7 separate regions of the Homo sapiens genome follow, and all the other regions are linked to region 2. The links are chromatin loops, found by intact Hi-C in ENCODE. Cell type or tissue: gastrocnemius medialis. All regions are shown on one strand.

Region 1 (4,000 bases), 1.1 Mb after region 2:
CATTTTTAGAAATTGGCATTGTTTAGAAATTTGCATTGTTTTATCATCTCATTCCCAGAACTCACAACTCCTTTTTCTTCTGGCTATCTTTTTACAGCACTCAACAATGACTTTGTCATTTTTGGAGCCCTGTGGAAGCCTTGTAAGTGTCCATCTGCTTTTTCCATGCAGAGTCCAGGCCTCATTCCTCATTTGAAGCTCACGTGGTAAAACCTGGGCTCTGTTGGAGTCAGCTGAGTGCAGAGGGCCAGGAGTCAATGAGATGCCAGGACACTTGAGGTCTAAGCTTGGTCTGCTCCTGTCTTCTTACTTGATTTTGTAATGATAAGCTTCCCTGTTTGTATCCTGGAGGCAATAGACTCACAGTGCATCAGGTTAGGAAGAAACTTTAAGCAGTGGCTTCCATTTAGACTACATTAAAAAAAAAAAGAAGGTGCATTTTTAAAAATGTAGATTCCCAGACTCAGTCACAGACCTTGTGAATTATAGGAAGGAACAGACAGTAACTACGATGCCTCCTAAAACATCAATGGCCAAAAAAGTAGATGTCAGTTCCAATATTCCACAGATAAGTCAGGATTTCGGGGACTATTTCCACTCTTCCCTTTTGTGCAGAGGGAAATTATCAACACTTTGAGAAAGAAGAGAGGGTTTCGAATCCCCTTTTCATCTAAATCTCAGATAATGATCCAGCTGCATTTGAACTTTAATCTGTCGGCCATGTGCAGCTCTAATAGGCACCTTTGGGGCCCCACTGGCCAAGGAACCTAAAAAGCTGCCTCTTTGCTGAGCTTCCATTGGTGTTGGCAGTCAGGTTCCCAGGAACAGCAAGCCTCCCAGTAGCAGAGCTGGTCTTTGAAATGCCATGGGCAGTGTCCTTGCATAGATTGGGGCACAAGAGAGGGAGGGATCTGTGTGGCGCCTACTCTGAAATGCCAGGGCAGAGCCTGTGAAAGATCCAGTGGGGTGTCAGATTCCCAAGGCCCCAGCTGGCAGGATGCAGTAGGAAAATCAGATTCCTGTGAGTCCTTAGAGGTCATGGGAGGGCACGTGACTGCTCCTGGTGGGAGGCAGGTGGCTCAGGACGGAGACAGGAAGGGAATGAATAAGAAAAAGGGAAGGACAATGTGACCAGAATAAATTTACTCTAGTTATTATTTTTCCAGTTTGGCAATCCTAGATGATGTGTGTCTTTGTGAGAACTACACAGAAAAGTGGCCTTTAATTTCAGCAACCATAATCATACACCAAGTGACAACACACACCCACACATACACACACATCCCTTGTGTAAATGACTCAGCCATCAGTTCACAAATATTACCAAAGATAGCAGTAGCACAGCTAAGAATTGCATGTGTACATAAATTTATACACACTCATACTCACTCACGTGCTTGCAGCACACTGCCTTAGCAGAACTTCACATTCTAACCATTTTTAACCTTTTATTAGAGCAAGAACTCTAGTTCATTCATATTTACACTTTCGTAAGCAGAGTACCTGGCATCCCATAATAAATATTTGTAAGATAAATTAATAGATGTGGCAGAACTGTTGAGTATACTACTTCTTAGTATTAAAAAGTGGATATGGTATATACACGTCAAACGTCACATACATGATGGATTGTAGCAAGATAGAAAGGCTCTATATATTTTAAATGGAAAACACTAGGCATCTACATTTGAGAGTTTTTAGCTAACGGCAAGTGAACTTAGTAAAATCCATGCAATGCATTAACTCCAGGACAGATACATAAAAGATAAAAAAAATTGGAAGTCATCTGTGTTAAATAGAATAACAATAATCACATTGTATTATTATTGGTTGCATAAAACGCTGTCTTTTCTACCAAACAATGAGTTGCTTGAAGGTAGTGAACCTGCATTCCTTATGCCTGTAGCTTTGGTGCCTAGCACTGTGTCAGACCGTAAAGGATCGTTATGTACTTACTTGTTGAAGTGCACACAAATGTAAATATTGACACAAACCTATTTGAAGTGCATGCTTACTACTACATCACATATGTACCTTTTCCAATTGACCTTGCAAATGAAATGCTTTGCAATTGAAGGGGAATAGAATCTGTACAGAGGTTTTTCCAGTGTTTATTTTTACAATGAACATCTACTAGGCCCCAAGGCTAAGGCTATTGACCTGTAACACGCATACAGATATGGCAAAGCAACTGGTCACTTGGTCAGTGAGCTGAAAGGCTAGAAACATCTAGTCCTCAATGGGACACTGCCATCTGGTGTATGCCCCAGGTTAGACAACCAATAGCCAGATATAGCTAGGGTCAGGAAAGGTGGGGAGGCGGAGCTAGCTCTTGAGTGCAGGCATACTTCTGTGGCCCCAGTGATGATCCGTAGAGAAGAATGATTGCCTACTTGGTTGGCATCTTGGAACTAAAAGTGTGTATTAATTATTCATAGATATGATGGAGACAATGCAATTCGGGAAGGAAAAAAATCCTTAGTGTCTGGTATGGGTTGAGTATTTCACACTGGTTATCTCACTTAATCTTCAGTGTCACCCAGTAAAATGTTCATATCACAGGTGGGAAAATGGAGGACCAGAGAAGTTAAGTAACATGCCTGAAGTCACACAGGTACTGAGTGGCAGAGATAATAATCAAACCACTGCTTTTTTTCTTCCCTGTAACTTGCTAACTGTATGACTTTTTTTGTTTCAATAAATAGCCTCTTAAGAAGAAAGACTGTCTTCTCCTTATCCAAGTGTGGTTTTAAGTAGAGTTAAACAGTTATTATGATCAGTAGTTTACTGCAATAGAGAGGTATAACCAGAGTTTCTGATTTCTAATAATTTACAGCCTTGGTGGAAAAAGAATCACATATTAAAGTGAGTTAACATTTTAAAACTAGTGCAACATCAAGGCTGAAAATATTATTATACAAATAATACAAAGTGAATATTTACCATTGATCTGTTAAGAAATGGAAACATTCCAGTGTCCTGCTGAGCCATAATGGAACCTGAGGCAAAGGAAATATCAGTGATACTAACCCTGTCTTGATTTAAAATTTTGGTATTTTGTTCATTAAGTAGTTTTGCATTAATTTAGATTTTAAATATCATCTTAAAGTGTTATTTATCTTGATTACTGAGCTTTTTGGAGGCCCCTTAAATTTTTTGCTTAGAAAGTGTGTCTCACTAGTCCTGTTCCTGAGGAATTCATCATTGAAAGGATAGCATCCATCTAGAAAAATCTCAGTTGGGCACAATGACTGTCAAAGAGATTTTGGCTTGCTTACTATCAGCATAATTTATTTTCTCATGTGAGAAAAAATATTTATGTTGTTATAACAAATCAATTAATAAGACATTGATAGAAAATAATGATATAAATCCTATACACATTGGGTTTATAAATGTGTCCTATATGAATAACAGCTGCTTTAGATATATTCAAAGTTAATCAGAAAATTAGATTAGCTATTAGATGTAACATCTCAATTTCAAAGCACAATGCATATGTGTTAGGGCTGTTAATCACAGAATTATGAATACTTTTTATGATGCGACCTCAAGAGATTTTTTGTGTGTGTACATAGTGTTAGTGCAGAATTCTTTTGCATTTAATTTTCAAATTAAACCATAAATATCACAAGGGAAATAATGTTTTCTACCAACATGCTGCAAATTTAGAACAACTAAATTATTAGCCTGTAAGTTTTCACTAACAACAGTTTGATAATGATGGAAAGGTTCCCTTATGTAGGACAAAGTTCTCTCTAATGGGAAATGTTTGGGGTTCCTTTCATGCAACAGTAAGTCAAGAACATCCTTAAGTCATGATTCATCTCAAATAGGACTATACAGAATCTCAGAAACACATTTAAAATGTTTCAAAACAATAAAATATCCCCAGAAAAATTACCTATTGATGTTTTGAGATTTTGCCCAGAGGGCACGAATCATAAAATGGAAGAGACACCATCAAGCTTTTGTTTATTAAGTTAAGGTTTCATCCTAC
Region 2 (4,000 bases):
GGGACATACTCCTGCTAAAAAATTTTCTGTTTATCTGAAATTCAAATACAACTGGATGTCTCATCTTGATTTTTTGTTTGTTTGTTGTTTTTTCTAAATCTAGTGTTATGATCTGAGTGTGCATGTCGCTCCAAAATGTATATGTTGAAACCTAAATCCCCAATGCAATAGTGTGAGAGGATGGGGTCATTGGGAGGTGATTAGATCATGAGGGCTCTGCCCTCAAGAATGGAATTAGTGACCTTATGAAAGAGGCTTGAGGGAATGCTTTTAACATTTTCTGCCATATGAGGACATGTAGAAGGCACCATCTATGAGGAGCAGGCCCTCACCAGACACCATATCTGCTGGTGCTTTGATCATGGACTTCCCAGGCTCCAGAATTGTGAGCAGTAAATTTCTGTTGTTTATGAATTACCCAGTCTAAGGTTTTCTGTGATAGCAACCCAAGCAGACCAAGACATCTGGGAACGCTACCCCGGTTCAACAGCAAGAATCGGTTGGAGAATGTGCCAAGTGGTAGGGGAGGGCTGCTGGCTTGTGTGGAAAGTGTGGGCAGGAAAGAATCAACTTGGCCTGCTTAAAATTTAGTCTAGGGTGGATCTCAGCAGGGGACAGTGAGTAAGTCAACCAGGAGGTATGGATCAGAAATTAAGAAAGACTTTTGTGACTTGGAATCCCAGCCGGGAGTGTGGACATGATCCATTCTGCATTAAAAACCCACTAGAGAGTTATAAAAACGGGCATACGATCGGACAGACACTAATCTTCCAAAGAACCAGAGTGTTAGCCTATTTATGTAGCTATATCATGCCTTCAACGCGCCGGAAAAATAATCAAAGGAGAATTTAGAACTGTTCTCAGATTGTCAGTTTTTCATCTAAAAATGTTAATGTACATTAAACTTTAAATTAAAAAAAGCACATCCCATCACAAACTATTTTTAATATGGAATACTTAGCAGCGGTGCACACTTTCTGTTCTGAGATTTACCAGGCTATTAACCAGAATAATTTGGGTTTAAAATGAACTGAATTAGGTTGTGTATCCCCACGTTAAGTCTCAAACAAATTACATTATTTAAGCTGTCATCTGTAAAAGGTGCATACGCTTTTGGTTATTCTATGCAGATAAAGTTGCAGTCCAGTTATAAGTGTCTGATGGCATCAGAAATGTCAGCAACTGACAGAACTGTTTATGGAAAAGAGAAAAGAAGAATCTCATTACTGGTTCTTTAGAGCCTATTTTTCACTTTTCTTTTTGTTTGAAAATAATTTAATGTATATAATTGCATGCCTTGAAGACTTTAAAATACACAAGGTTGCCTGGATTTAGACTCAATATTTGTGCTAGTTTGTGAGTTTGTATGAGGATGCATTTGGACATGAAAACCTAAAGTTGGCAGGAATTTTTCTATCCTCTTTTGTCTCTTCTGGGTGATTTGGATGTGATTATAATCAGGAAATAGTTTGAATGTGATAGAACCCTGATGATTCCTAATTCTGGCCGTCATGTGCACCAGCCACTTCTGTTCCTCTCTGGAAAGAATTGAAGAGTCAGCAGATAAAAGTTGCTTTTTCAGACTGAGAATGAGTGCGCCCCTAGCTCACCTGGCCGCTAGGTGGCACTGCAGCCATAAGGAAGTGTGGTCACAATTACATAGTTCGGCTGTGGCATTAAGGAAGTTCTCCAAGGCTGAAATTGGGAGAGGGCAGCCTTTTCATCTCTGTGTTTTTCGGGATTGTAGGGTTCTTTGGATTCTATTGCATACTTTGTGTATCTAGGATGCTGCTAAGGGGAAGGGGATTATTTGTTTAGGGTGTGATGTTTCCTGGGTTTGTGTTGTTGCATAAGACACACACACACACACACACACACACACACTTGAAGATTTGTTAGGAATTGTGTTGGTCAGGGAGTGGGAAGTGAAGGGCAATATCACACTTCCGTGGTTTCTGAGCAGAATGGTCTGTTCCAACTGAGCAACAGATGGCGTCCTGACCTGTGTGCCTTTTTCTTTGGTGTTCATCTGCTGGAAATGTTCTCAGTAGAGACGACCAAAATTCTGGAAGATGCTAAGTGTCATAGCATCTCTCTTTGTGCCAGCCCCCTCTCCTGCTTCTTTTCCCTCTGTTTTTAACCACTAAGGAAACAATCATTATCCAAAAGTATTTTTTTTCCTTTTTGAATAGAAGCTAAGTATTTGAAACCTAGACACCTTACTATTGTCCCAGAGAAGAAAAGAAACCAACAAAGAATCTACTAAGAGTGTCAAAGAGTGAAAACTGAATAACAGCTACACAAGTTACTCTGAAAATAACAAGAATTCTGGCAGATGATTAGCAAAAATATTTCCTAAATAGTGAAAGATGAGGAATTGACTGACATTGAGGTGTGTCTGGTGAAATTAAATTTGCTGTTAAGTGACTTGAAAAGAAATGTGTGGAGGGTATGTTGGTAATTAAATCAGCAAACAATGGGATTCATAATGAAAATGGTAATAGCTATGTTTATAGAGGTCCTGCTATGTTCCAGGCATTTTTGTATAATTACTTAATCTTTAGAATAGATCTTTGAAATGGGTATGATCAAACTCTTTGGCACATAAGTAAATGATAGTGTAGCTAGGTTCATACCTGGCCTGGGTTCTAACACCTTTAAAAGCTCTAATTAGAATTAGGTCTGTTAGAGTCTAACACTTGTGTCTCGGTGTTTAGAAAATGACTTGATAATGGAACATAAAGGCAAAGAGAATGTCTGTGTTGCTTCTCATTGCATCTCCAGGACCTGCCATAGTGCTTGGCTGGCTCATGTAGGACTTCAGTATACATTTGTTCTACCCATAGATAAATGCCAGAGAGCTGGAAGATTCCATGGTGTTTAATTAGAACACTAGTTAACGCTTGATGTAGCGAATGTAATAACAGCTTTAGATGTGGATGGCCCTCTGTTGCTTAGAAGAACTGGAATACACTTTATTTCAGCTCACTCAACCTCAGACGCCAAGTTCTATGGGGTGGGGAATATCATTGAATTTTACGAAACAAAGAAGCTGGAACTCTGGAGTTAAGGAAGCTTCCCATGGTGGCTGCACTTGTTGAGTTCAGGTTTTCTCACTTTAGATTTAAGGGTTTTTAAGGCAGCTCCAAGTTCACAAAAGCCCACACAATTTTTTATTAATTAAAATGACATATAATGAATAATATTCTTATTATTTTTATGTATATATAATAAATATTCTTACAGAAAAAACAAAATAAATAGTCTGATGGTGGAGGGTTAGTCTTATAGCCATATAGAAGTCATTTCACTTTAAAAAGTATGTTTTTGAACTTTTACCTGCAGTTTTTATTTGAGAAAAATTAGAAGGTACAGATGAGCAAAATGAAATATGCAACCACTCATCTTTCCTTTTAGAAATTTATATCATCTATAAATTTTTTCTATACATATATGTTATAAAAAGATCATGTTTTATAATTTGCTTCTGAACTCAATATAATGTATACATCTTTATGTGTCGACAAATTATTTCTACATTGTAACCTTTAATGGCTGCAAAGTGACCTGCTAGATGAACATATCAATTTATGTAACCAATACCTTGTTGCTGGACATTTGGGTTGTTTCCAGACTTTTGCTATAATAAAGCAATATTACAACAAGCATCCTTCAATGTGTATCTTTGTGCAATTAATCTTGACCCATTGTTTTATAGGGGAATTTACATACACCCAGAGAGGTTGTGAAATTTACTTGCTAGGCAGAACTTGGACCAGATTTCAGGGCTCTCAAATCACTGACAACTGTTTTTCTGCTTCATCAGTGAGGTTTCAAAACCTATCTGGTGGCTGTGGCCATTTCTTCCCAGGGGAAGGAAGGGATTCTTGGCATGTGCTGGGAGTTGTTCCTCAACAGAACTGAGTTACCCCTACAAAAGAAAAGTCAAGTTTAAGAAAAACAAACTGGAGAAGGTGATTTGACTGCTTTAATACTGTTA
Region 3 (4,000 bases), 310 kb after region 2:
TTTGAAGCTGAGAAGGTCTACTTATAGCTGGGGAAAAAATAAGGCTGGTAGTAAAGAAGATGTGAAAGAGAAAAGACTATTTCATCTGGACCTGGTAAGGTGAGTCAGATCGAAAATAATAGGGATGACAGAAAGAAACTGACATACCCACTGCCATTCATTAAGAGTCTTGGAGTATGTGTCTTTGTCAACCCTACTAGACGGAAGTCATTTGAGATCAGGGATCAATGTGTTATTCATCTTCAGAGCTACTATTGTACCCAACTCACAACTCGGTTCATTATAATCTTCAACAAATGAATGCACAAAAGAAGAAATGATTGACTCAATTTGAAGTCTAGAAAACTTTAAAAAGTTACACAAGTGAATACAGTATATTAATTAACAGATTCAACCATTTGCAAAATGAAAAGTAATATAGCAATGTGCTTTTATTATCCAATTTCCTAATGTGTTTTTGTGTTTATAAATGATGCAATTATGCTATTACAATGTATTTGTGTTCATTAATAATTTTGAACAGAGGAAAACCAATGCCCTGTTGGAAGTATTTGTATACCTGGCCTTTTTATCATGGCTTTTCCAGAGGAAGCTATATCAGTTATTTTTTGCCAAATAATGCTATATCACAAAGCACTCTAAAACTTAATGGCTTGAAGCAACCACCATTTATTATTGCTCATGATCTAAGGGTTTTCTGTGCAGTTCTGCTGCTAGGCCAGGCTCTGCTGATCTCAGCTGGGCTCACTCTTGCATCTGAGCCAGCTGGTGGGTCAGCTGGGGGCTGGCAGGTCATGTGAGCAAGGATGCCCTTGGCTTTGCTTTAAGACTATTGACCGAAGCAAGGGACAAGGCACTTTTGCCACAGTCTATTGGCTAAAGCAAGGGACAAGGCAGCTGAGATTCAAAGGGTGGGGAAACCAACTAAACTACCTCATATGGTGGGAGTCATTGCAGAGTCACATGGCAAAGGAAATAGATACAGGGAGGGACAGAGAATCGGGGACTTCTTTGTAATCAGTCTGCCATAGAAGATCTACATGCCTCTTTAGTTTCTCTTGAGATTAAGAAGGAAACTAGGGACGATTCTTGAAAGACCCTGGGCTTCCTTTTTCTGTTGAGGCTCAAGTTGCTACTTGAAGGTGCTCAAAGTGTTGCCATTCGACCTGCCCCTGAATCAGGTTCAATTCTTTAAAACCTAATTTCATATTCTGTCCTTTTCATGCCCTCTTCATTTCTTATCTTCTAGCCCAGGAAATGATAGATCAGTTGATTGTTGCCTTTGTGTCTATAATGAGTATAGAAGAAAAAAAGACTGGGAAATTCATAAGAAACAGATACATGGAGAAACTTAAAGGAGGCATCTTTCGGTTTGCCTCTTTCTGGGCTTGCTTTATTAAAGGCAAAATCTGGAAGAAAATAAAGTCTGCGGGCATCTTTTTTTGGCTTGGGCAGGATCTAACTAGGTGTGTGAGGGCATCCGGGGGCGGGGAAACGAATGGAAGTGCTGATCTGGGATATTGGAAGGCACCAGAAAGAAGGGACTGATCAATAGCTATTTTTCAACTGCGTAGCATAATTTGTGTCAGGCTGCTGAAATGAGTTAGTGCTTCATAGTTAATGGCTGTGAGCACATTCCTTTATTGCAGCACTCTCCAAAATGTTTGCCGTCAACAATTCTAAAAGGCTGTGAGTGACTCACAGCCAAAGTGAGTAATGCACTGGAACTTCGTGAGCTGGGGCCTCTTCTCCGAAAACCTTCCCCTTGGACACCATGTCTCTGTATTTACATCTCCGGCTTGGCTGCTCCTCAAATCATCTAGTCTTCTTGCCATCTTGTTTGGATATCACTCTTCTTTCAAGCCTCTCTTCCTTTATTTGGGGATTTCCTGGTTCCACCACTCAACCCTTTCTTAGGCTCTACACAAACACCATTCGCTTATTATATAAGGGTGGTCCATGGACGAGTAACATAGGCATCATGGAGGAGCTTATGAGAATGCAGAGTTCTGGGCACGACTCCAGACATACTGAATCAGAGTCTGCATTGAAACAAGATACCCAGAAGATCTGTGTGAACAGGAAGATTTGAGAAACACTGGACTATTTCATAAACATTGATTTTCGCCCCTGCTATTTCCATTCCCTCACTTTTAACGTCCTCAGGCCCTTTTATCTCTTACCTTAGGTTGGAAAATACCTCCCCCTAGCTTTTCACCAGTGATCCTAAAGTGTGATGAGCTGCCAAGTCAAGGATTGAAATAAAGTCCCATTAGAAGGTTTGCTTTTTCAAGGTTGTGTATTTGCTTGGGTCATTGGAAACTGGTGGTGGCTGTTTTCTTCCTCTGTAACGTGGGATAAACCATGAAGAAGTCTGAAAATTACACAATTCTATAAGCAAAGTCCACACTATCTTACCTTCACTGTGCTCTAGTGTTAATCAAGCCTTTCTGCCAGAAGAATGGGTGTTGTGTGTGACTCGAGGCATATTAGAAACATGTTCCAATGTAAATAGCTCCCACATGAGTGAGTTACACCCATTCATTGAGTGCTCACCTTGAACCACGTGCCATACATGGGCGTTGCATGTTCACACTGTGATTTAATATGCACATCAGCCCAGTGAAGTATGATCCCCATTTTCCAGATGATGAAATTGAGGCTCAGGGAAGGGAAGTAAATTGCCCAAAGTTACACAGCTGGTGAACTGCAGTATTTGAAAGAGGCTACATTTTTAAGTACCGTGTGATTTCTCCATCTGCAGATTCCTTTCTTTAGCTGTAAAAGGCTTTTTCCTCAGGGTTTACTGGGCATATATTTTTGGGGAGAGGCGTTGCACCAAGCTAATTGTTGACCTTCTTCCACATCTCGTCACAGGTATACAAACAGCCCCATTCCTGCTTTTGTCTTTATTGTCTGATTCACATGCTTCCTCCAGTTTGATGTTCCTTCTGATTGCTTCCAATGAGATGTCAGCTCTCTCTCTGAATTGTGTTGCCCACAGTCCTCTGGAAGCTCTACTTCCTTGTGGAATTACCACTCTAACAAGGACGGTCCATCCTTTGCTTCCCTCTTCTCCCTTTGCTTTGCCTGGCACTGTGCCTGGCAGATCACAAATAACACGTATTTGTTCAGTGAATTGAATCTGAGCTGATTTCTCTCTGACAGGGACCTTGGGAGTGTCAGAGCCCAAGTGGGGGAAAGGTTGTTGACAGAGGAGAATTTTCCACACAGCCTATTTCACACTTTTTACCAAGGACCTGCACAGATCTCTCTTAAAATACAGTCCACAAAGCACTGAAGCTGCAAGAAGGATGAGTAGGAGATAAAGTATGTGATAAACCCCTATAGCCACCCGGGCCTGGCCTCCACGAAGAGGGCGCCCACTCTACTGTTAAGGAGCTTTTGCTGCTTAAACATCTCACTAGCGGAACTCAACTAGGAAGAAAGCAGAAAACATGTAAAACTTCCTCTTGGAAAGCTATTCTGTCTTTGATTTTTCAGAATGTCTTCAAGTGATTTGAGTCTATTTTTAATACCTGTGAGACATGATGTTGTGAGGAGAGCTAAATATAGGGGCCACATCCCCCTTTCTTTTATTCATCGGCCTTAATCTTCCTAGGAGGAAAAGAAAATGCACACGATGTTTCACCACGGAGTGGTGACGTTTGGCCTGACGGGCCCGGCTGAAAGGAAATTCATAAATACTGTGTTGGAAATAAAGATAATGAATGGATGCTTTTTGGAGAAAACGTTAAGTGGGAGTTTATTTATGTTAAACCTCCCCTGTCTGCTGAAGACTGCGAGATAGTTCCTCTTGTTTTCCTCGGGGTCCTTTGGGGACAGCAGTCAGCCTGTGTTACTAGAGTAGGCTTCAGCACCCTACCAACAGCCTCCAGAAGAGCAGGACACTCAGCCAAAAATAACACACAGCATCAAAGCGGCAGCTATAATTCCGGTTCATTTTATACTGACGAGGCTTTTTTTTTTTTTTTTGGAA
Region 4 (4,000 bases), 470 kb after region 2:
CCACGTCTTGATTTAGTGGCTATTGGTTTTCTGTCTGCAGTAAAGCGTTGTCAACAAGCTTCAGAGAGTAGGGCAAGAGCAGATATCCTTGAGGAGGATATGAGTATGAGCTTGAGGGGTGGATGAAGATGCAGGTTCTGGGGTTACACTGCCCAGTTCAAATCCTAGCTTCACTTCTTACCAGCAGCGTGACATTGAGCAGACTGATAAAATTCTTTAAGTCTCCATTTTCTCCATCACCGTTTTTTTTATATATATATATATATATATATATATATATATATATATATATATCACTATATAACAATGATTATAATTATATCTGCCTTACAGGATTATTTTGAGGGTAAAATGAGCTAATCTATGTAAAGCACTTACTATAGTGCTTGGCACACAGTAGGCACACAATATATATTCATTGCTAGGTTTTGTATCAGTACTCGTGGAATCATCATTGTCATCTTCATTATTATTGGGCTTTGAACCTGACCCTTCTTTATATCAAATTCTCTCAGTGAGGTGATTGCTCCCAGTTAGCTAGCACCAGGGAACCTCCAGTGGGGGGACAGTAGATATTGTAAGACAGAGAATTGTCACATTAAGTATACTACATGCTTCAATAGCCAGGGGCTGATTAGTACAAATCAAATTTCGTACCAACCTGCCAGAGGCAGATAGTGCATGATTGGGCTCTGTGGGTTCAGTTTGATTGTTCTAAGGAGATATTTACACCAGAGGTACCATGAGAATATTAAAAAATACCATCTTTGTAGCAGTTAATGACAATGGTTACATACATGTATGTGTGTGTGTGTGTATGTGTGTGTGTGTGTGTACATATATTTTCATCTCCCCACCAAGAAAGAAATATTTGCCCCTGAAAACTACTTTCAGACTTGAAGCTTGAAGGATAAATTCCATCCTAGGATGTGAGGGAGAACCAAATAGATAAAAAATAACAAACAATCTGCTACACTTTGGTAGCAGGATTTATTCCTGTCCTCCTTTCTTTCTTGCATGTCTGGGTTGCACTGTACCTTTGCTGTTCTTCCTACTAATATTATTCTACTGTCAAGTTTAAGTTCCTGGCACACCAGAGTAGGAAAGAATTTTTCTGTCCTTTGAGCTGGGCACTGGGAAATCCTCTTGTCCTGGATTTGTAGCAGCGCGAGGCCATTCTTCAAGCGGAAGCCACTCTGAATCTGCGTACGGCTCTTTGGCAATTGTTAGATCCAGCCCAGCCTTGGCTAGTGAGGGGCACTGCTTGATGTCGACAAGAAGTGAATTTCTTTCTTGTGCTTTCATTTGAGGCTCTCTCTCTATGAAAATAGAACCTGCTTTAATCTTGCTGGGCCTGACGAAGAGATATCTCCCAGACTGCAAGTCAGCATTTGCCCACATGGTTGTTTGGCAAAATCTATTTTTAAAAGTCTATAATTTCTGTTGGTAGACAAAATGGGTGCTCTGTTTTGGGGGAAAGGGAGAGAATATATACCCTGTGATGTGTTGTGAGGCTAATGAAGTGAGATTCATTCCCTGTGCTTTGCCCCTACTCTGTCTGGGACCATGGTATCTTAAAGATATTCATGCAAAATTATGATATAGAGACAGCGGATTCTGCCCTGGGGAGGAGGGAGGGTCCGGCCTGTCGCTTTGTGTCCACCTCCAGCTGTTCTGGGTTGCACCAGTTCTGAATCTCTAGCCTTTTGTGACTCACATCTGCAGGTCACATGCGGCTGGCCATGATGACATGTGAGTCACTGGCATTGGAAATACAAACTCAGAAATCAGGTTAGGCTTCTTTTGTTCTTTTGTTCCTCTTTCCTTGCAACGGTAGCAAGTTACCAAGGTTTGGTGAGGGCTTTATTAATCAGGAGGTTTCAAAAAACAAACTTGGGGATAATGAAAAGACCCAGGTTGATGGACAGATCTATAAGGCAGGCTTTGTGCCTATCACACTATCTGCCCCTGGCTTCCTCAGTGCTGTGGTTTTGCTCATGCCGTCCCTCCTGCTAAGATCACCCTCCCCGCTTACTCAACTTCCTATTGTCTAGGCCCAGCTGTCATCTCAGAGCCTTATTCTTTCCTTTCTCTCAAATTCTGTCCTCATGATTGCTTCTTCTGGTCACTTGTCTGCTCATCAGAGGCATTTTTAAGGCATCTCTTCTATTGCTTTACTAAGTGGTTCTTCAGCTTCTCAGCACTGGTTTTTTTCCCTTGTCTCTCAGCTGCATGGTAAATTCTATTCCTTGGGGAACAGAACAGTATACTACGTATCTGGGTTATGTGGCTTGGGTGTATATGCATGCATGTTTATTTATTTTCTTTTTCATTAATGTTTTTAATAAGTATAATATATTTTTGGTACCTAAAATGTATGCATAAAGATAAGCAAAAATAAATTTAAAATAATTGAAAAGATAAATCTTAAAATGGCAAATATTGTTCATGTTAGGTGTATAAGTTCTAATATAGACTTTTTATTGCTCCATCTGAGTGATAGAGAGAGAGAGAGAGACAGAGACAGAGATAGAGGGATTATAATGTACCTGGCACTATTCTATGGGCTTTATACATACTAGCCCCTATGAGATATGTGCAATGACTATTTTTATTTTAAAGATCAGGAAGCTGAGGCTCAGCGCTGTGAAGTTACTTGCCCAAGGTCATATAGCTAATAGGTGATAGAGCAAGGTACACAGTTTTATTAGTCCATTCTCACACTGCTAATAAAGACATACCTGAGACTGGGTAATTTATAAAGGAAAGAGGTTTAATTGACTCACAGTTCGGCATGACTGGGGAAACCTCAGGAAACTTACAGTCATGGCAGAAGGAGAAGCAAACACATCCCTCTTTACACGGCAGCAGCAAGGAGAAGAATGAGTGCCTAGCAAAGGGGGAAGCTCCTTCTAAAACCATCAGATCTCATAAGAACTAACTCACTATCATGAGAACAGGATGGGGGAAGCTGCCCTTCTGATTCAGTTACCTCCCACCAGGTGCCTCACACGACATGTGGGGACTCTGGGAACTGTTGTACAACTCAAGATGAAATTTGGGTAGGGAAACAGCCAAACCATATCAACAGTGTTTTGGAATCTGATTTTGTTTTCACTTGGGAACATAACGATACACTCATTTATTTAACAGATGTTAAGTACCTGGTCGGTGTTATGTAGTGTTAGGAGATTTTACACAGAACAGTGTTAGCCTCTGCCCTAATGAAGCTGGAGGGAGACAAGAAGGTAAATACGTGGGATCTGTGCTCTATGATGGGAGAAGTTCAGGGTGCTTTGGAGGACAGAGTAGCACCTACCCTAATCAGGAGGGGGTCCACATATTTATTTATCATTATTGTGCATGACTGCATTCTTTCAAATAAACTTTTTATTTTAGAATCTTTTTAGATTTATGGAAAAGTTGTTAAGAAAGTACAGAGAATTCCCATATGCCTTGTATTCAGTGTCACCTAATTTAATATCTTTTATTACTGTGGCGTGCTTGTCACAACTAATGAACCAATATTGATATATGACTATTAACTAAACTCTACTTTTAATCAGATTTCCTTAGTTTTTCTATAATGTCCTTTTTCTATTCCAGGATCCCATCTAGGACACCACATTTCATTTAATCATTATGTCTCCATAGGCTTCTCTGGGTGGTGACAGTTTATCAGACTTTCCTTGTTTTTTGATGATCTTGACAGTTTTGAGGAGCACTAGTCAGGTATTTGGTAGAATATGCCTCTATTGGGATTTGTCTGATGTTTTTCTCATGGTTAGCCTGGATTTATAGGTTTTGGGGAGCAAGGCCACAGAGGTGAAATGCTATTCTCAACATATCATGTCAAGAAGACATGCTATCAACAAGATTTATGATGATGTTAACTTTGATCACCGGAGGTCATGGGTGCCAGGGTTCTCCACTGCACAGTCACTCCTTATCCCCCATTTCATAAGGTACTTTTAGAAATAGGTCACTAAATACAGCTCAC
Region 5 (4,000 bases), 560 kb after region 2:
TACAAACAACTTCATCAACTATTATTCACCACCTTCTAAGTGCACATGTACATGTGTGCGTGTGTGTGTGTGTGTGTAGGAATAAATGTGGGCTGTCTCAGTTTAAGCCATATAACTGCATGTGTAGATTACAACACTTAACAATATACTAGTTTCCACTCATTTCATCAGAAACCATGCTGCTGATCATCAAAGTTTAAGACTGTTCTCAGGTTGACCAGTTTACCTACATTCTGAAGCCTGCATTTGCCAATTTAGTGTGAAATAGATTTCAGCCGCAGATGCTACCTGTGAGGCAATTAATCGCCAGATATTTCTTGAGTTCATATTATTATGTGCAAGGTGTTATGCCAGGTGCGGTAAGAGGTGGAAAGGTGTCTAACACAAGGCCTCAGTCCTCAAGGAGACTTGTCACTGAACTGCAGAAATGAGATACCCATGTTGATAGAATGCCACCCAAGGAAATTTTAAGACATTTATAGAGTCCCTACTGTGTCCCAGACACCATGCATGGGTCTTCTCTCTTAATAGATCTGATTCTACCTGAATTACCAGCCTTCTCATAAACATTTTATTGGGGCCGTGCTAAGTGTCAATCACTACCCTTGGTTATGTGTGATTTCTGTCTTCCCACAGATGAGGAACTTAGGACTTAGTATTTAACCAGAACTCAGATTTCCTGGTTCTTACTGCTTCTCCTCAGTGTCAGAGAAGAAATGGGTATTTTCTATCAGGAATCCTCAGAAACGCTGGCCAGTCACATTGCCATGTTCAAGGATATATTTGCTTGACTGAGGTGGTCCATTGATGGTTGAAGGATCAAGCTGTGACTCTTTCTTTTCTTTTGGAGGCAGTCTCACTCTGTTGCCCACACTGGAGTGCAGTGGTATGATCTTGGTTCACTACAACCTCCACCTCCCAGGTTCAAGTGATTCTCCTGCCTCAGCCTCCCGAGTAGCTGGGATTACAGGCGAGCACTACCATGCCCAGCAAATTTTTTGTGTTTTTAGTGGAGATGGGGTCTCACCATGTTGCCCAGGCTGGTCTCAAACTCCTGAGCTCAGGCAATTCACCCACCTTGGCCTCCCAAAGTGCTAGGGTTACAGGCGTGAGCAACCGTGCCTGGCCAGTGGTGCCTCTTTTTTGCAGAGAACTGCTGGTTGCAATTGCAACTGCCGTCTGCTGTCAATGAGGTCTTTGGTGCTTTGCAAGCTTGCTGCTGATCTTTAGTCCCCTTTAAGACGGGCTGTTAATCTTTAGCACAAGGCTGACTCTGCAATACAGCACACACCAGGTTGCCTAACTTCTTGTTTATGTGCTCCCAGGGATCAGAAACCAGTTTGCTGTTTCCCCCTAAAACCACAAGCCTTGGGGTCATTGTCTCTATCTGTCCTTTGTTCTCCATGTACAGTCTGCTGCGAAAGACTTTCCTCTTGTTCTTGAGTGCATGTTCACCATCTTCCTCCATCATTTCCTTTGAACCCTCAGTAACTCATACTTAGGTGATTTAGCCTTCCTCTCCCCTGCCAGGGCTGGTTGCTGCTACTCCTGAAGGTATACTACCCCACACATACCATACTTGATTGTTAAACCAAACATTATTTTTCAGCATCTGCTGTGTACCTAGAATTTTGCCGGAAACCATGATAATTACAGACCAAGTATATGGGCTTGGGATTCCCTTCCTTTGGGGATGCCCAGCTGTATAAGGAGGCAAGACTTACCCGGGTGACACAATCAGACAATGGGTAAAATGTAGATAGTAAAATGTGGACAAAGCCCTGTTCTAGGCACCATATAAATAAAAGAGACAATGAATTAGCCCCTGCCTTCAGTGTCCTTAAAAACTAAGGAAACATGTGAGCATTGGCCTGATATTAACAAACTACTCTAAGAATTTTAGAGGTGGGAAGAGATCTGTGAAACCTATGAGTGAAGAGGGAAGCTAATGTGGTGGAGGTTGCCTTTGAAATAGATCTTCAAGGCTGGGTCCAGTGACTCACACCTGTAATCCCAGCACTTTGGGAGGCTGAGGCAGGTGGATCACCTGAGGTCAAGAGTTCGAGACCAGTCTGGCCAACCTAGAGAAACCCTGTCTGCACTAAAAATACAAAAATTAGCCAGGCGTGATGGCACGCGCCCATAATCCCAGCTACTGGGAAAGCTGAGGCAGGAGAATCACTTGAACCTGGGAGGCAGAGGTTGCAGTGAGCTGAGATTGCGCCACTGCACTCCAGCCTGGGTGACAGAGCTAAACTCTGTCTCAAAAAACAACAACAAAAAAGATACAGATCTTCAAGGTGTAGAGAGATTTCCATGGACGGAGAGGAAACGTGGGCATTTTAGACGTCGGCTTTCATCTCATTATTATTTTAACACATATTTATCACCTACTATGTGCACGGATTTATGCTAGATGTTGGAATAAAAAACTGAACAGGATAGAGACAATGCTATGAGCAACACAGTAGTGGTGAGGAAAGACCAAGTGATGACTGGGGACTCATCTAATAGAGCAGCAGAGAAAGTAGATACAAGTGAATGGGATCTTGGAATTGTACTAAATTAACATGAGGGGAGATTTCATCTAGCATGCTCATTTCACAATGGAGAAACTGAGGCCCAGGCATGTGAAGTGACTTGCATAAAGAATATCAAGGTTAAGTCAGGAGGAGCAGAAAAAAAGACAATATGGGGTTTGTTAGACACCAGGGACTCTTAAAAGTTATCTGGTGGCATCAGCGAAGAAAGGTTATCTTAGAGCTTGCAACCAGGGGCCTGGTGAGGAAGCTGTTGAGGTTTTCAGGCTTGAGGTCATAGAGCTTGAATTAGGGGGTGATGGTGACAATGAAAGGAAGGAATGCATATGGCAGACTTCCCGAAGGAAGGATCAATAAAGATTGTTGTCATATTAAGTGATAGGTTGGATGTTGTGGTGAAAAAAGGGAGGAAAAATGGCTGTGGTTTCAACCTTGGGTGATTTGGAGAATTTGGGCTTGGTTAACAAAAATGAGAGAATGAGAAGAGGACATGTTTCAGGGAAGGCGCAGAGAGGAATGTGATGCGCAGATTGTAAAGCAGGTGGGGCGGCTGCTATTGGAAGGAAGTCCATGAACAATATGCGACGATGGAGCTCTGGAGAAGTCATGGAGTGCTTGATAAGGAGGGGTGTCTTCAAGAACATTGTTTATTTGGCAAATAAACTGGAGGAAAGATTTAAGGGATCCCCTTTTGCCCCACATAGTAAAGATTTTTCTCTTGCTTTGAGTTTGATAATTCGCCAGGCTTCTTCTTGCCAATAATAATAATACTACAGTAGCTTTGGGCTTGCCCAGCACTGGACTCAACATCTTAAGACAATGTTAAAAACATAGTTTTACAGAGTTTAATTAAAAAAATAAAAACTAGTCTTATCTAATTCTCATAATCACCATGATGGGTTGAAAGTGTTACCTCATTTTACAGTTTGGAAAGTGAGGCTTAAATAAGTAACTTGCCCAGGGCCAAGTTACAGAAAGTAACCAGAAGAACTAATATTACCTAACTCCAACAGTCAAATTCGTAATCATTCCCTTACACTGCTTCCCAATTAATACCTCTATTGCCAGGCACTACGCTTCTCATCCCCTCCTACTCCCAGCTTCTTTCAAATTTTCCAAATGCCTGGAATTATTTCTGTCTTCTTGTTTGCAATTTTCTCAAATTTTAAAATCACAGGAACCTCTCAAATTCAGGAAGTGTTCCCTGATTAATTCCACCTCTACCTAAACATCTAGCAGAGACTTGACCTGACTTTGTCCAAGTAGATTTTGTATTATTTAGTGGAGAGATCAGCATGAATCTGTTCAGCCACAGACTGGTCAACAGATCAGTTCATGCCCTACTGACCACAGAGCTGTAGACACTTCCATTTGCAGAGGCTTGTACTTAAAAGCATATATTAGAATTGTGAAACTGGGCACTGTTTGTGACATTCTTCATCCTCACTGTGTATGTGGTT
Region 6 (4,000 bases), 350 kb after region 2:
CCTGGGACTAAAGCCACTTGTAAACTTTGATGTGATGAGGTCAATTATTTTTAAAGTTTATTGTCAGTACAGAGTGTTTGAAAATCAAATTCCTCGGAATCTACTGGATGGATGAAGATACATACAAATTCCTCCTCCCTCAGCTAGTTTACAAATTACTTTATTTCCTTTGCAACATGTATTTATTCTACATGTGGACTCCTATAGTATTTACTTATTCTTTATTCTTTCAACCTGTTTTGAAAACCCTATGCTTTTAGCAGTGGCTTCTGGAGAAGATATTTCTGGAGGGGAAGACAAGACCTGATTACTGGCCTAAGTAACATGCAGTGTTGTTGGAAAAATCACCAAAGCTTGAGTAATTCAAGAACAATACAAGGCAGTATGACCAGTGTCACTATTCATCTTATGCTAAGCTAAAGGTGACTTCAAAGAAGGAATGTCATGTCAATGTAGACTCAATGTCTAGAAAAGTCTTCATGAAATAACACATATTTAACCTAGCTTTGGTGATGGGTAGGGCTGGGAGAGACATAGGAAATTATTATTTCTTGAGTGCAAACTGTGCTGGTCACTGAAGTTACTCACTTAATTCTTGCAAAAAATCAGTATTACCATATCCACTTTGAATTTGAAGAAAACAAGGCAACCAAGGGAGACAGGATCAAATTTACTGAGATTGGCTCTAGGCACTGCCATTCTATTAACCATGTGACTATATGCAAGACCCTGAAGCTTTCTTTGCCTTGGTTTCCCTCTTTATAAAGTAGAGATCATAACAGTGCCTACCTTGTGGCTTTGTTAAAACTTTCATTGAGTTAATGCACATAACGTGGCACATATTAAATGCTTAATAAATGCTGTAGATGGTTATGACTATCATTACCAAACACCTTGCCAGGAGTAGGGCTGAGATTGAATGCAAATCTGACCCTAATTCCATGCTCATTTCACTACAGCTCAGTCATAGAAGGTGGTATTAGTGGATCCATCACCAGCACAATGCTGGAGTGCAGAAGGAGGTGCCATGATGGTACCATGAGGGTCCATGATGAGAGTGAACTCTCTCATGATGAAGTAGAAGATGTGGGATGGTGAGTGGTATGAGAGAAAATTCAAGGCATAAGGGGAAGTACCAGTGTCACCTTCAAGACTTATTTCATCAGTCTGTCTGGGCTATGACTAGGTAAACATTACTGCATACCTTTTCCTTCTATTTCAATTTAGGCCAGGTCTGTGTGAGTCCTGTTCTGACACCAACACCTTCCACAATATAAACACATGTGCACACATATACACACACAAACCCTGAATGTGGTGTGGGCTGAGCCATACATATTTTCCCAGCCTTGGCTCTTATCCCTCATCCCCTACTATGCTCCAGTCATACAGAATGAGTTTGCAATTCCCTGAAGCCCATTGTAATGTGCATCCTGCCCTCACTGTATTTCTACCACCTAGCATAGCACCTAGGGTATAGTAGGTGCTCAGTGAATGATTGGCAAAAAGTGAGCCCATGAGTAAATGAGGGTTCTCTCACTCCTCTGGGCTTCTGCAGATACTGTTCTCTCTGACAGGAAAATCATTCCTACCTTCTAGTTCTCTCCTCCAGAGGTGTGCTCTGCCGCTTTCCTCTCCTCTCTTAAAAGCTGAGTTAAGTGTAACTAGGAGCCATCATCATTCCTTCCGTGGCATTGATTACATTGCATTGCAATTTCCTCTTTATTCCTCTGTCCACCTCATTAAAGAGTGGCTTCCTGGAGGGTGAGACAAAAGAGTTCTTATTCAGGACCACATGGTCTGTGCCTAGCAGTGCCAGCCTCTCAGGAAGACCGAGGACCTATCTGTGACAAGTGAATGTGCAGACCACACACATGCACACACACACACACAAGCACACACATATGTGCTCACACACCATTTCAGGAGCTGTTTTGCCCTGGCCCCTCTGGGGGAATGAGTCACCAAGTAAGTAACAGGTGATTCAGGACACTGGCAGATGTCTCTCTCCTTTTCTGGCAGTGGGGAAAGCATGGCTCGGCCTCCACAGTTACTTTGGCAGTTGGAATTCAGAGAAATCAGCAGCTGACAGCAGAAGTGAAGTGCTCGAGATGGGAACTCCGTAATCAGCTTCGAGACTTTTAATGAGTGTTCTCCAGAGCAGAGTTGCTAACAAACCATCCTGGACCCCTTGATCAGTTTAATTGGAGGACAGACGGTCTTAAACATTTAAAAAAGCTGACAGAAGGATCTAATTCCCTAGGCTTTCCCTCTAGCTAAACCTGTGCCTCCGAAGCTCACTTCCTTGGCCACGTGCGATGCTTGCATTTTGACCTTTAGTGATTCCAGATCTGCGTGTTCTGTGCTCTGTTTCTGAGCCAGATCTTCATGTTGTCCTTTTGAGCATACGCGGAATGATACCAAACTTGCTATTAATGCTGATGGCTTCCTACTGGAAGTATATTTGAGAGAGGCGTCCCTTTGGGGGCATTTTGATGTCTGTGTATCCCATGGATTTTATCTGTTTTTATAAAGCATATTTAAAGCTAACTCTGTCTATTACCTATTTCAGAATGACTATAGCATTTCCTACTAATTGAGATGCTTGTTTGCATTGTGTTCTGTTTCTCTTAGCAAATTTAAATGCTTTGAAAATTGAATTTTTATATTAATAATATGTATTATAGAAGCTGATAAATGTGAGATTAATGGCCAAGAAGACACATTTCAGATTTAGATTTTTATCATTTATTAATCATGGAAAGTAAATCTGATGTATAAGTAATTTTAGTTTTATCAAGAAGATAAATTGTTCTGCCTAATGAACGTATAGATATTCTATGCCAAAGACATTTGGAGTAATCTGTTAATCATTTAACTGTGTCAGGGCATATGCTATGTCTTCATAAGGCAATTAAAACACATAGCTTTCTCCACTGAAATGTGTGTTGGCCTTCACCGCCTAAAGCAAATTAAAATGGCATTTGTCTTAAACTAGGTTTCAGTGGCACAATATCTAAAGGCAAAAAAAAAAAAAAAAAAAAAACCCAAAACAAACAAAAAACAAAAACAAAAAAACCATGGAAGTCTATAGATGTCATGGCAAAGATAGACTAGTTCAATCTCTCATATTTGGGGTGAGGTTGCAAATCACTCCCCGAGTGGGACTGTACTAATGAGTAAAGACTTTCTGGCTCCCAAGTGTCTATCACAGTGTATGGGTTCTTGGTGGAAAACCCCAGGGGACCTTTTCCCCTATCGGAGCCTGGGGATTTACTTCTGTAGCTCCCATTAGCTCTAATGGGTCCTCCCCACATACAAACTGTCCTCTCACTGACGGAGAAACAGACTCCTAACTAATATTCTTGTGACATTTATATCTAGAGTTCAGAGATGGACAGAGGGCTGCATTAACAGGCTTTGGATAGTGTTATGATACCATTATGCTAATAGAGATTTGTGTCAGCTCCTTTTTAGAGGGCCATAATTCTACCTTTAAAACTCTCTTTCAGGTGAAGCAAATTTTTCAATATTAGTATTAACTTTTTGTCATTGTTGTTTTTCTCAAAGGAACAATAACCACCATCACAGAAAACAAATGACTATTTTACTTGCCTGGCAATAGTTTGTGGAAGGCGATTTTCAGTCCACTTGCTTTTTAGAGAGGCTTCTACCTGATTTGCCCTGAGCTCAGGGCACAGCGACAGTCGTCCTCCCTCGTTCGGCTCTGCCAGTCATGAGTGTTAGAGGACACCTGTGAGGGAGGTGTTCGGTGGAAAGCTTCCACCGAGGAGACTGAAGGCACCCAAGGAGACGGAAGGCAAAGAGAAGTGCACTAGAAGCATGAGATTTTGTGGAAATTGGAGGCTGCAGCCCGCCTGAATTAGAAATCAGGTAGCTGATTCCCAAGGTTGGTGGGAACTTAGTATCTCCCAGGCAAGTTGCCTGCCGGAGCTTCTGAGAAGGAAGTGGAGAATCATACAGGGCCTGGGCCTAATTT
Region 7 (4,000 bases), 150 kb after region 2:
GAGTTTCTGATTCCATCAGTGGTAGGGGGTTTGCTGGCTGATCTCCACTCACGTTATTAGCCATCATTGGACCAGCAACATGCATTTGCAAGGCCATCATTAAAAACTGGACAAGAGAGGGTTTAAGCATGTGTTATAACTGAGTTAGCTGACTGGATGCTGATTGAACTCATAGCAGTGACCTTGGTTAATACTGGATTCTGTCTGAGCCATAGGGCACCAAACCAGATCACACTGAAAATTAACCCACCCTTTCAGCTAAAATGGAAAAAAGAAAATATTTTACTTATTATTGTTTTACTGGACTTTATAGTAGAGGGTCATTATGCTTGATTACAAATGTAAGATCCATGACATGGATCCATGCCATGTACATGTCAAGATCCAGAACTTTATATTTTAATGAATCAAAATTACATTTTTTTGTTGTTTCAAGTGCTTCCAACATCACAGAGATGTATGAATAAGTCCTTTTAAGGTTCATCCTGACAAAGAGACTTATAAATCCTTTAACTTAATTCTACAGTTGATCCCCTAAGAAAAGTTAAATATCACTGTTGTTTGTAGATTGCTAGATCACCACAAAGATAATTCTTTTATAAATACAGATGGTGCCCTTATGGAAATTACAAGACAGTAAGTAGGTGCCCATAGGAAAAAAAAATGACACGTTGATTAGCTAATAAAATGGTGCATAGTAGAATTATGCTTCTTGGTCTACTTTGTGGCTTCCTTGAACTTATGATGCCCTGTTTTCATTTTGGTTTTTAATATGTGTTCCTTCTAAAACTTTAAAAGTAAAGTATGAGTTTGATTGTCATGAGTATAAAATGCTAATCATTGATGGACAGTGAACCATGCCTATGAAGCTTCCACCTCCTCACCCTCTTCTCACCCCAAGTCATTCTTCCTGGCATGAATTGAGGCTGAAACAATTGCCAGAAGATGAGAACACAACACCGGATTGATAGTCACAAAAGGAGGAGCCAATGAATATGTTATTCAAAGCTTGTTGATATAAAAATGAACCCTTAGCCTTTTGGCATTTAAGGGTGAAGGGGAAAGGGAAGGGGAAGGAACCTACATTTACTGAGTGCTTAGTGAGTGCCAGGTCATGGAAACAATCTCTGCTTTGGTTCCCTGCTGGGGCTTACGCCTTTTATTCTCTGTGGGCTACATTGTACCGAAATAACCATCCCTCTCTCTTTTTTAACATCAGTTAAAAAGAGTGAAGAGGAATTTTATCATGGTATCAGGACATGGAGGGCATTTGCATATTAGCATTCCACTGTCGCTACTCTGTTTGTTGGTGGGTGGAATGTTGAGAAATGTTGCCCAACCTCTTGCAAATGGCATGTGAATAATCCCATAATCAGTGTAATGTATTCTGTTATGGGAGTCATCAAGTCATTCAGCTTTGAAGTAAGATCCAATTTTTAGAAAGTGGCTGATGAATGCAGTTTCAGGTATTTAGAGGAAGCTGATGTACCTAAAGTATGTGGGTCTTCTGGTTGAACAAGGGAAAAAAGTACTTGAGGAAACTGAAGCAGACCATTCTAAAAATACCTAAGTTTCAGGATATATTTTCCTAGTGGCATAGTATTCAATTGAAGATCTTAAAATTAAACATGTCTGTGTGCTTTTCAATTTAGTGTTGTGGAAAGCTGAGTTAGCTGGTAGTGAGGAATGGGAAGATGGCCGCTTATTCTAAATCTGAGGATGGCGCTCCCTCCGCATCTGTTGTTCCTTCCCTGCAGGATCTTTGCAGCCTGGAGTCCTCATTATTCAAGGCTCAGCTTAAATGTTCTTGCAACAGGGATGCCTTCCCTGAACACATTTCCCCTGCCCTTAAGCCGCACTCTACCTCATCTCCTTTTCCTTTTTTTATTTTCTTCAAGGTCCTTATCACCAACAGAAATTCTTACTTATTTGCTAACTTACCCTCCTCTGGGATAATGTAAGTTCCTTGACAGCAGAGACTCATGGTATTCACAAGACCCCAAACAATTCCAGGCACCTTGGAGGCACTGATGGAGGCACCTACTGACTGACTGAATGAATGAATGCTAAACCCATGACCCCAAGATCCTGGGGTTCAGAGGGTTACTTTCCACCTGCATCATCTGCATCACTAAGCAATCTAACAGAGCAGCTGCATTTTTCCTCCTACAACACGAAGCAACTCCTCAGCGGCACACCTTAGGGTCAAGGCTCACCCAACTCCATCTGGTCCCAAGTGGGAGACTGCAACTTATTCACTGGGCAGTTCTGATTCCCAGCCAGGCCACAAGCCAGCAGCCACTGCAAAATGCTGCAGTGTCCCTGTTAGTTAAGCTTCACATTACTTAAGACATACATTTCAAAAATAACTCCGGCATCTCTCGTTACGTTCTGTTCTTGATTTGCAGTCTGTAGCAATCCAAATCCCATTAACGCCAGAGCCCTTGTACAAAGCCTTTTTACGGGCTTGGGTTAATTTAAATCTGTGCATTTGTAGCCTCCTCTCCCCCAAACTTAGGCTTTTCAATGACTCCCTTACTCCCCTCTTTTGCACATGTGCTCCCCCTCTTTTTAGTCCTTTCCTCTCTCCTTTCCCCTTTTCCTCCCTCCCTCCCTTTCTTCCTTCTCTCTCTTTCTCTCTATTCTTTTGCCTCCTAGAATGTGGGTGAGTCTTAAGGATTCTTTCTTTCTGCAATTGAATTCTAAGCACGTGAGGAACAATTTTCGCCCTAGTTTTCTCTTTGACCACCTCTTCCACTTCCAGTGTATCTAGTATTCTAACATTAAGTAAGGTCTTCATGGAAAGCAGCATATATAAAATCTTCATGTACAAGTAAGCAATTTTTGGACTAATCATAGGTGTATCAACACATCCCTATGGAATTTCTTTTCTTTTTTTCTGCCCCCCGGCATCGATTTTCTGTTTATGAAAGTAATGCATTGCTCACTGTGAAGCCATTCGAATAATAAAACCCAGGGTGACTTTAAGCAGAAGCCTTCCCCTGTGTAGTCAGAAGAGGATTTGGCTTTCAAGAGAAGAATTAACAAAACTCATTTTAAGGGCCCATTTATTGCAGAAAATAGTGGAATTACCTGTCCAAGGGAATGAGAAGTGTTCAGATGTTGCCGACATTTCCCCCAAATGCACTGTGGTCCCAGAATAATGACTTCTTTTTATAGGAAAAGAAGGAGAAGTTGCCTTGGTTCAGTGAATAGGAAACACTGGTACTAGGCTTTCTTGGTGTGCACAAAAATACGCCCAAGTCTGCCTTTTCAATGAAAGCCACTAGACCACATCAGAACCAAATAGGGTATATATTTCTTATCTTTTGATTTATTTGTTCTTTTAACAAACCCACATTTCCCAAAGTCTTTTCCATAGAATAACTGTCACATGGGAGTTTTCCATGCCAAAGGGTTCCGTGGTCACATACATTGGGGAAACATACATTGTATGACATATACAATGTCATACATTGTTGACAGTTCTTGGAGATATGTGATGTGCATTAGCATATTAAACTACGAGAAAGCCTGAAGCAAAGAGAACTGTGCTACCTCACTTCTTTGTTGTTTCTAAAACTTATTTCACTATGAAGTCTTTCTCTTTTTTTTAAGTAACACCTGCAAGTATTCCCCAGATCCATTTGGCCACAAAAACAACAGAGGAAACAAATAGGCAAAAGCAGTTCTTGTACACCTGCTCTGGGTGCATGGTCTTTGTCTGGGGCTTTTGCATTCCTGTTGCGCTTTTTATTCCTGGATAAGAAGATGCATGAGACAAGAACTCATCTCTCTAATTCTTAGTAGCAGGCACTGTGCTGGGTGCTTTCCTTGCATTACTGCATTTGAACTCCATGGCAGCCTGGGTTCCGCATGTTGCCAATGAAGGTTCTAAAACCCTAAGAGGTGATGTATGTAATTTGCCTTGGGGCACTTAGTGAGATAGGTGGTAGAGTCGAGTGTAGGATCATGGTGGCTGACCTTCTGCCAAGGCTCT

What was found. Peaks named below come from ENCODE experiments on the same cell type or tissue, not always from the same donor. Only the 100,000 strongest peaks of a DNase experiment are listed, where the experiment ranks them.
Region 1: a loop joins it to region 2, with 24 times the contacts of the local background. A loop is called at or near these places in 12 of 110 quality-filtered maps.
Region 3: a loop joins it to region 2, with 2.4 times the contacts of the local background. A loop is called at or near these places in 4 of 110 quality-filtered maps.
Region 4: a loop joins it to region 2, with 4 times the contacts of the local background. A loop is called at or near these places in 11 of 110 quality-filtered maps.
Region 5: a loop joins it to region 2, with 3.0 times the contacts of the local background. A loop is called at or near these places in 11 of 110 quality-filtered maps.
Region 6: it touches region 2 in a loop (4-fold over the local background); 3 of 110 quality-filtered maps call a loop at or near these places.
Region 7: a loop joins it to region 2, with 3 times the contacts of the local background. A loop is called at or near these places in 9 of 110 quality-filtered maps.

The regions. Positions count from the first base shown.
Region 1 is chr4:23,366,517-23,370,516 of GRCh38, reverse strand. The region is part of intron 17 of LOC105374524 (a long non-coding RNA gene); the gene reads right to left. All of the region lies in intron 2 of LOC105374523 (a long non-coding RNA gene), which reads left to right. Among named protein-coding and RNA genes, the nearest start is that of PPARGC1A-AS1, 400 kb to the left of the region's middle. In gastrocnemius medialis, a CTCF peak has its summit at 2,261 (motif pointing left); DNase peaks (open chromatin) are centred at 946 and 2,256; H3K27ac peaks cover 3,462 bases.
Region 2 is chr4:24,417,237-24,421,236 of GRCh38, reverse strand. It overlaps a transcript of PPARGC1A not described here. Among named protein-coding and RNA genes, the nearest start is that of MIR573, 100 kb to the left of the region's middle. In gastrocnemius medialis, a CTCF peak has its summit at 1,612 (motif pointing right); DNase peaks (open chromatin) are centred at 1,626 and 3,826; H3K27ac peaks cover 477 bases.
Region 3 is chr4:24,103,592-24,107,591 of GRCh38, reverse strand. It overlaps a transcript of PPARGC1A not described here. Among named protein-coding and RNA genes, the nearest start is that of PPARGC1A, 220 kb to the right of the region's middle. In gastrocnemius medialis, no CTCF peak of the experiment used is centred here; DNase peaks (open chromatin) are centred at 1,731 and 2,001; H3K4me3 peaks cover 337 bases; H3K27ac peaks cover 1,626 bases.
Region 4 is chr4:23,943,647-23,947,646 of GRCh38, reverse strand. It overlaps a transcript of PPARGC1A not described here. Among named protein-coding and RNA genes, the nearest start is that of PPARGC1A, 56 kb to the right of the region's middle. In gastrocnemius medialis, no CTCF peak of the experiment used is centred here; DNase peaks (open chromatin) are centred at 1,706 and 1,996; H3K27ac peaks cover 3,171 bases.
Region 5 is chr4:23,862,030-23,866,029 of GRCh38, reverse strand. All of the region lies in intron 2 of PPARGC1A (PPARG coactivator 1 alpha), which reads left to right. Among named protein-coding and RNA genes, the nearest start is that of PPARGC1A, 26 kb to the left of the region's middle. In gastrocnemius medialis, no CTCF peak of the experiment used is centred here; a DNase peak (open chromatin) is centred at 2,062; H3K27ac peaks cover 4,000 bases.
Region 6 is chr4:24,065,896-24,069,895 of GRCh38, reverse strand. It overlaps a transcript of PPARGC1A not described here. Among named protein-coding and RNA genes, the nearest start is that of PPARGC1A, 180 kb to the right of the region's middle. In gastrocnemius medialis, no CTCF peak of the experiment used is centred here; DNase peaks (open chromatin) are centred at 1,975 and 2,335; H3K4me3 peaks cover 609 bases; H3K27ac peaks cover 1,875 bases.
Region 7 is chr4:24,264,489-24,268,488 of GRCh38, reverse strand. It overlaps a transcript of PPARGC1A not described here. Among named protein-coding and RNA genes, the nearest start is that of MIR573, 250 kb to the left of the region's middle. RefSeq lists an enhancer at 1,119-1,620. In gastrocnemius medialis, no CTCF peak of the experiment used is centred here; a DNase peak (open chromatin) is centred at 2,278; H3K27ac peaks cover 2,297 bases.